Regions from separate parts of the Homo sapiens genome. Here region 1 is linked to region 2. Evidence: read pairs that join two places in POLR2A ChIA-PET (ENCODE). Cell type or tissue: PC-9. All regions are shown on one strand. Links, peaks and the distances in the headings refer to the core of each region. The heading gives the core; the rest is flanking DNA.

Region 1 (2,908 bases), core at 180-2,679, 110 kb before region 2:
GACAGGGTCTTGTTATGTTGCCCAGGCTGGTCTCAAACTCCTGGCCCCAAGTGATCCTCCCATCTTGGCCTCCCAAAGTGCTGGGATTGTAGGCATGAGCCACCATGCTTGGCCCTAAATATTGTTTTGAGATGTATCAATAATAAGAAATAGTATGTTCTTTTTTAAACTAAGTTTTTGAAATCCAGTGTGCATTTTACATTCACAGTGCATCAGAACTTGGGGTGTTCACATTTCAAGCACTTGATATCTACAGGCAGCTCATGGTTATTGTATCGGACAGCTCATGACTGTAAGCATTTCCAGGGTGGGTCTCATTTATTAGAGCTTTTAGACACATTGGCTGTAACAGCTGAGGGAACTCTTAGGACTGCTTGGCCCAGCTCCTTCACTGTGCAGGTGAGGAGACAGCTTCGGACAGCGAGGCAGAGTCTAGCAGGCCAGAGCTCTAATCTTCCTGACAGGACCCTACTGATGTTTTCTGAGTTCTGGGCTGGAAGACTCTGCCCATCTCACCCACTGTGGGTCCTTAAGAAAGGTGCCACTTCATCATTGTCCAATGATACCTTCAGAGGCCACTCGGTGGCCTCCGTTTATCCCATTTGGCAGAGTCCAGTGCTCTGTGTATTCACACTTAGGCCAGTGCTTCTCTTCACACCCAACTCCTCCAGTCCTGGGTCAAGTGGTGGAGAGATGAGGACACAGGAAGAAGAACCTTGGCAAAGATGCAGGGTGTGGATGTCAATCATAGAATCTGTGGCAGCATAGATTCTATGTCAATCATAGAATCATTAACATGCTGATATTGCAATAATAAGGGCACCATCCACCCAATCAGCCCAAGTGCTTGTTTCTCCATAGTGGGTCGACACTTCCAGACACAGAGCCCTGGCGGAAATTACAGGAGGAGTGCCATCTCCACTTACTAGGCTCACAGCATTAGTCAACACTTCCCATCCCCTTGGCAAATGTAATGAACTTAACACGTTGTGAACCCTGGAGGCTACCAGCCTTGCCCTGGTATGCCCCAACGCCCCTGTACCCATTAGCTGAGCTGCATGCCTGGTAAGGAGCAGCTGCGCTGGGCCCAAACCTGTTTATGCCAGTTGTACTGGTTATTGTTCTTCACAATTTAAATATCATGTAAACTGATGAAATCGAAGTACAAAAAGAAAGCAAGTTGAAGTTTTCATGCAGACTAAATTGATATACTCAAAGGTGAATCACTTAAAAAATGCTGTTGAATTGGGTGTGGAGGAGATAATACAATATTGGAAAGCAAACTGGAAACCTAGAAGGATTTTGCACTCAAATACGCTTTGCATCTGTCTTTAAGTTCTCATACCACTTTAATAAATCCATTCTAGAAACCACAGAAGAGTCCTTATGGGGATGGTTTACGCCAGAAGAATAGAGGGGGAACCCTAACCACTAGACTCATATGCAGATGAAAGGCCTTGACCCACCTCGAAAGACTGGTGGAGAAGTGTACATTTCTAAGTGCGAAGTTAAAATAAGATTTGTAAGTTATTCATGCAGCTTTGGTTTCTGATCTCTGCTTTAACTGGCTTTTTGGTTGACTGATTAACTCTAGGTTTTTATCGGTAGATAAAGGCTGATAGATCAAACTTTTGCTGAGCCTTGCTTGCCGAAGGAAAGCCATGAAATACCCTGGTATACTTCCACTAAACACTGAGGATGGAGGCATACAGGGGTTTTGCATTTCTACAGGGATCCTGCAAGTGCCCGGGGGCCAGTCAGGACCAGGTAATTCAACAGAGAGAATGTAATGTGGGGACTCATGTGAGGGAACTCACGATTAACAACAGAAAGCTGTGAGAGTAGAAGAGGGGAGACTGTATTAACAGAGCACTGACTGGGCTTTCCTGCCAGTGCCCGAACTAGGGTAAGGGAGCTGGGCCCACAGAGTAGACTCAGCCGTGGTGGAGATGCCACCTGATGTGGTGGTAGGGGGAAGATACCCGGTTTCTCCCTTCTTCCTGACCTCCTGCCTCAAGCTCGCTCTAGCCCTCCCCCTGGCCAAGCCTAGCCAGAAGCCTACTGGCAATGCCACTGGCAGGGCAGCCCCCAACATGCAGAGCAGGGAAGATATCTGAGGGCATCTGAGGGTAAGCAGGCTCAGGACTGGCCCAGATCTGCTGAAATCCAAAAAGTTTATATGAATGACTCGGAGTGGAATTTAAGACACCTCTAAGGCTGAGCAAGAAAAAGTGAATATTTGAGGCCAGAGCAGAGACAGGGCTGTCCTCCTGATGGCCCACAATCCAGCTATGTAAGTGACTGCCTATTCTAAGCCTGGCCTTAAGGGCAGCAGTGATTAAAAAAAAACAAAAAAAACACACACACAGAGATTCATCTTGATGTAACCACAGGAGTTCATAGAAGAGGCAACAAACTGCCCAGGTAAGTCAGAAAAGTCTTCACTAGGAGGCCATGCCAGGCAGCATCTTGGTTTTTAAAATTTTTAAAAGATTAATAGGCTTCGGCCAGGCGCGGTGGCTCACGCCTGTAATCCCAGCACTTTGGGAGGCCAAAGCGGGTAGATCATGAGGTCAGGAGATCGAGACCATCCTGGCTAACATGGTGAAATCCCGTCTCTACTAAAAAAATACAAAAAAAATTAGCTGGGCGTAGTGGCAGGTGCCTGTAGTCCCAGCTACTTGGGAGGCTGAGGCAGAAGAATGGCGTGAACCCGGGAGGCGGAGCTTGCAGTGAGCTGAGATCACGCCACTGCACTCCAGCCTGGGCGACAGAGCGAGACTCCATCTCAAAAAAAAGAGAAAAAGATTAATAACCTTGTTTATTATAACCAAAACCCAAAGGGTGGCTAATTTAAATGGCCATTGCACTTTATTCTGGCTACTGTTCAACTGCTGTCCCAAAGTCA
Region 2 (2,908 bases), core at 93-2,592:
TCCCCTGCCTCCACAGAAGTCTCCAGCCTGAAGATCACCTCCTACCTCCCCACCTACGCCCCTGGCCTTGCCCTCTTACCCTGCTTGCCATTCATCCAGCAGCCTCAAGACCCCCTCTTCTCACCCTCACCCAGCCACGGCCCCTCCAAGGTGTCCACACCTCCCAGCATGGAATGTCAGGCCCTCTGTTGAGCAAGAGGATGGAGGCCCAGATGCCTAGCTTTGGTGCCTCTGCCATGAGAGTCTTCCCCCTTTTCTGCCCGGGGCCTCACTCAGTCTCCCTCTTTCCACCCTTTCCCAGCAGAGACCATACTCCAGGAATTCATGCACCAAGGCCTAAGGGCTCACAATAACACACAGCGTGGCTCCAAGCACAGTCCTAAGTCAGCAGAGCCACAGCTCCAGGTGGTTGCAGGAGATGTGGGAGGTGGCACCACTGGACTCATGTGGCCAGGGACATGGCTGGCCTGGGCCGAAAGCTGGCAGGCTCCGCTACAGGGATCTTTCCTTAACTCACCCTATGTGGAGAAATCTTAAAGCTGCTGAGAAGGACAAAACAGCTTGGGTCCACTGTAGGAATGTTCTGCAGTGCAAAAGAATGGACTTCCTCTTTTGCTTCTGATCCTAGACCCATATTCCAGAAACATCAACAACAGGGACAGCGGCCCCATGGAGCTGCCTTCAGGTTGCTTCATTTCTGTGTGACCTTCTCAGGGCTAAATCTTTTGGTGTCACCTTCCCTCAGAAGTGGGACCATGGGCCCCCACTGCCCCACCCCCTGGGTTGGGTGTTCCTGTGGTTACCCTGAGCTCCACCACAGCACCTGTCCCGCCACTCTTTAAATGATTCCTGAAGCAGGAGCTGTGTCCCCCTCATCTTTACATCCCCAGCACCCAGCCCAGAGCCTGGCACAAGGGAGTTGCTTGAGAAGTGCAAGGTGCAGGCAGCCCCCCACCCCACCAAATAGTCTTTGCAGTACAGGGTAGAGAGGAGGAGAGGCTCTGAAGAGGGGGTGTCTCCTCTACTCATAATTTCCCTGGGGATTTTTCAGTGACAGCTGTTAAGCCATCCTTGACCATTCTGCATGAGTCCCTGATCCTGAACCAGGTGGCCCACACATCAGCTACAGTGTGAAGCTGCTCTTGCACACCTGGGAGATGGGGGCTCCCCCTCAGGCCCTCACCCCTTCTCTCTGCAGTGCCTCCCTCCTTTTTGCATTCCTTCCACCTCTGATTTATACCTTGGCCACTCCATCAGGTCACACTGCTTGCGGTGGTGGGAGATGGATAGAATGTGCCTGGAGAGGGTCCTCACAGAGACAGCAGACGTGCTGGGAGGAGCTGGCCTCCTCCTCTCCACCCAACCAACTCTGCGCATGCCCAGTCTCTCACTCCAGCCTCCCTTGTGAACCTACCCACCCCATTCCACACGGATCTTTTTACCTAGATACCCACTGCACTTATCATCTCCTCCTCTTTCTTGGCCTTCTGGGCTGCTTCTAAGGGAGAGGCTCAGAGCCAGGTGGAACTGGAGAGGATGACTAATGCCCTTTTATAATCTCGCTGGGAGACAAGGCCCATGCAGGAAGGGAAGGTACAGGTTGGAAAGCCTGATAGCTTTCCTTGCTGATAGAGCCGGAACTTAAACCCAGGCCTCCAGACTCCTGAGACATTCCTTCCCTTCATGTAGCTTAAGCTTTGCCTCCTTATCTACAGCAACATTCCTAAAGACAAGACCATGCCTCTTGAGGACCAAGCAAAAGAGTCACCCAGACTAGGACCTTGGCAAATATTTGACAAATGGTTGTGTTATGTGTTCCATGGCCTAAGGTTACCTCCACAGACCCACTCCTCAGTACCAATTCCACCCTCTCTCCCAACACATCCCAGCTATACCCCTGCAGCCTATGCCAGAGGCTCCCATGGAAACTCAGCCAGGAGCTCTCAAAGGAGAGAGAAAGTGTGTACATTTAGCCTGCTTTGGGCTTACTGGCAATTCTCATTTGGCTGCTGACTTCTCTTGGCCACTAAGCAAAGAGGTAAGTACTCATTTTAATGGTGGCAAGGTACAGTGAGAATAAAAAAGCAGCCCAGCTTGGGGGTGGAGTGGGGAGCAATCTTGAGGGGGGTTATATCTGCCTAGGGACCAATGACCAGGGATCCTCAGGGCCCTGGGGACACTCTTCTTTCCCCTCTCTTCACTGTAGGAAGATTTTCAGGGTAGCCAGGAAGTATTTACTGAGGTCTAGCACTCTGCAGAAGGGGTTAGAGGACATCTAACCCCTTAGTTTACAGTTTGGTTCAGGCAAGACTAGAACAAATAAATGAATCTAGCAAGGCTGCTAGACAAAAGGTCAATAATCAAAAATCAATTATATTTTCTATAGACTAGTGACAATATGTAGAGGACAAAATTTTTAAATACAACTTACAATAGCATTAACAAATTAAATACCTAAGAAATAAAACCAGTGAAATATGGGCACAACCTCTACACTGAGAAGTACAATGCCGAGACAAATAAGACTTAAAGAAATGGAGGTACTATGTTCATGAGTTGAAATAATCAATAGTGTTAAGATGTCTATTTTCTGCAGGAAGGAAATAGACAGTATTAATAACGAAGTCAATTTCCTGTAGGAAGGAAATAGACATCTTAACACTATTGATTCTTTCAATTAATGAACATAGTACTTCCATTTCTTTAAGTCTTATATGTTTAGTCATCTATGGTGAGTAAACATAAAAGATCATGCAAATGCGAAATAAAGAGACCATATTCTGCAACAACCAGAATGGCTGAAATAAAACATCAAGTATTGGCGAGGATGTATAACAACTGGGACTCTCTGAAATGACTACTAGGTCAATACAATTACTTAGCAAGGCAGGGGAAAGAAGAATGTCCC

What was found. ChIA-PET counts read pairs that join two places held together with the same protein. Peaks named below come from ENCODE experiments on the same cell type or tissue, not always from the same donor. Only the 100,000 strongest peaks of a DNase experiment are listed, where the experiment ranks them.
Region 1: POLR2A ChIA-PET joins it to region 2 with 5 read pairs; 2 of 35 experiments call an interaction of 5 or more read pairs at or near these places.

Annotation. Positions count from the first base shown.
Region 1 is chr18:48,091,269-48,094,176 of GRCh38, forward strand. All of the region lies in intron 3 of ZBTB7C (zinc finger and BTB domain containing 7C), which reads right to left. Among named protein-coding and RNA genes, the nearest start is that of ZBTB7C-AS1, 70 kb to the right of the region's middle. In PC-9, for the core only: no CTCF peak of the experiment used is centred there; no DNase peak of the experiment used is centred there.
Region 2 is chr18:48,202,898-48,205,805 of GRCh38, forward strand. All of the region lies in intron 2 of ZBTB7C (zinc finger and BTB domain containing 7C), which reads right to left. Among named protein-coding and RNA genes, the nearest start is that of ZBTB7C-AS1, 42 kb to the left of the region's middle. In PC-9, for the core only: no CTCF peak of the experiment used is centred there; a DNase peak (open chromatin) is centred at 1,584.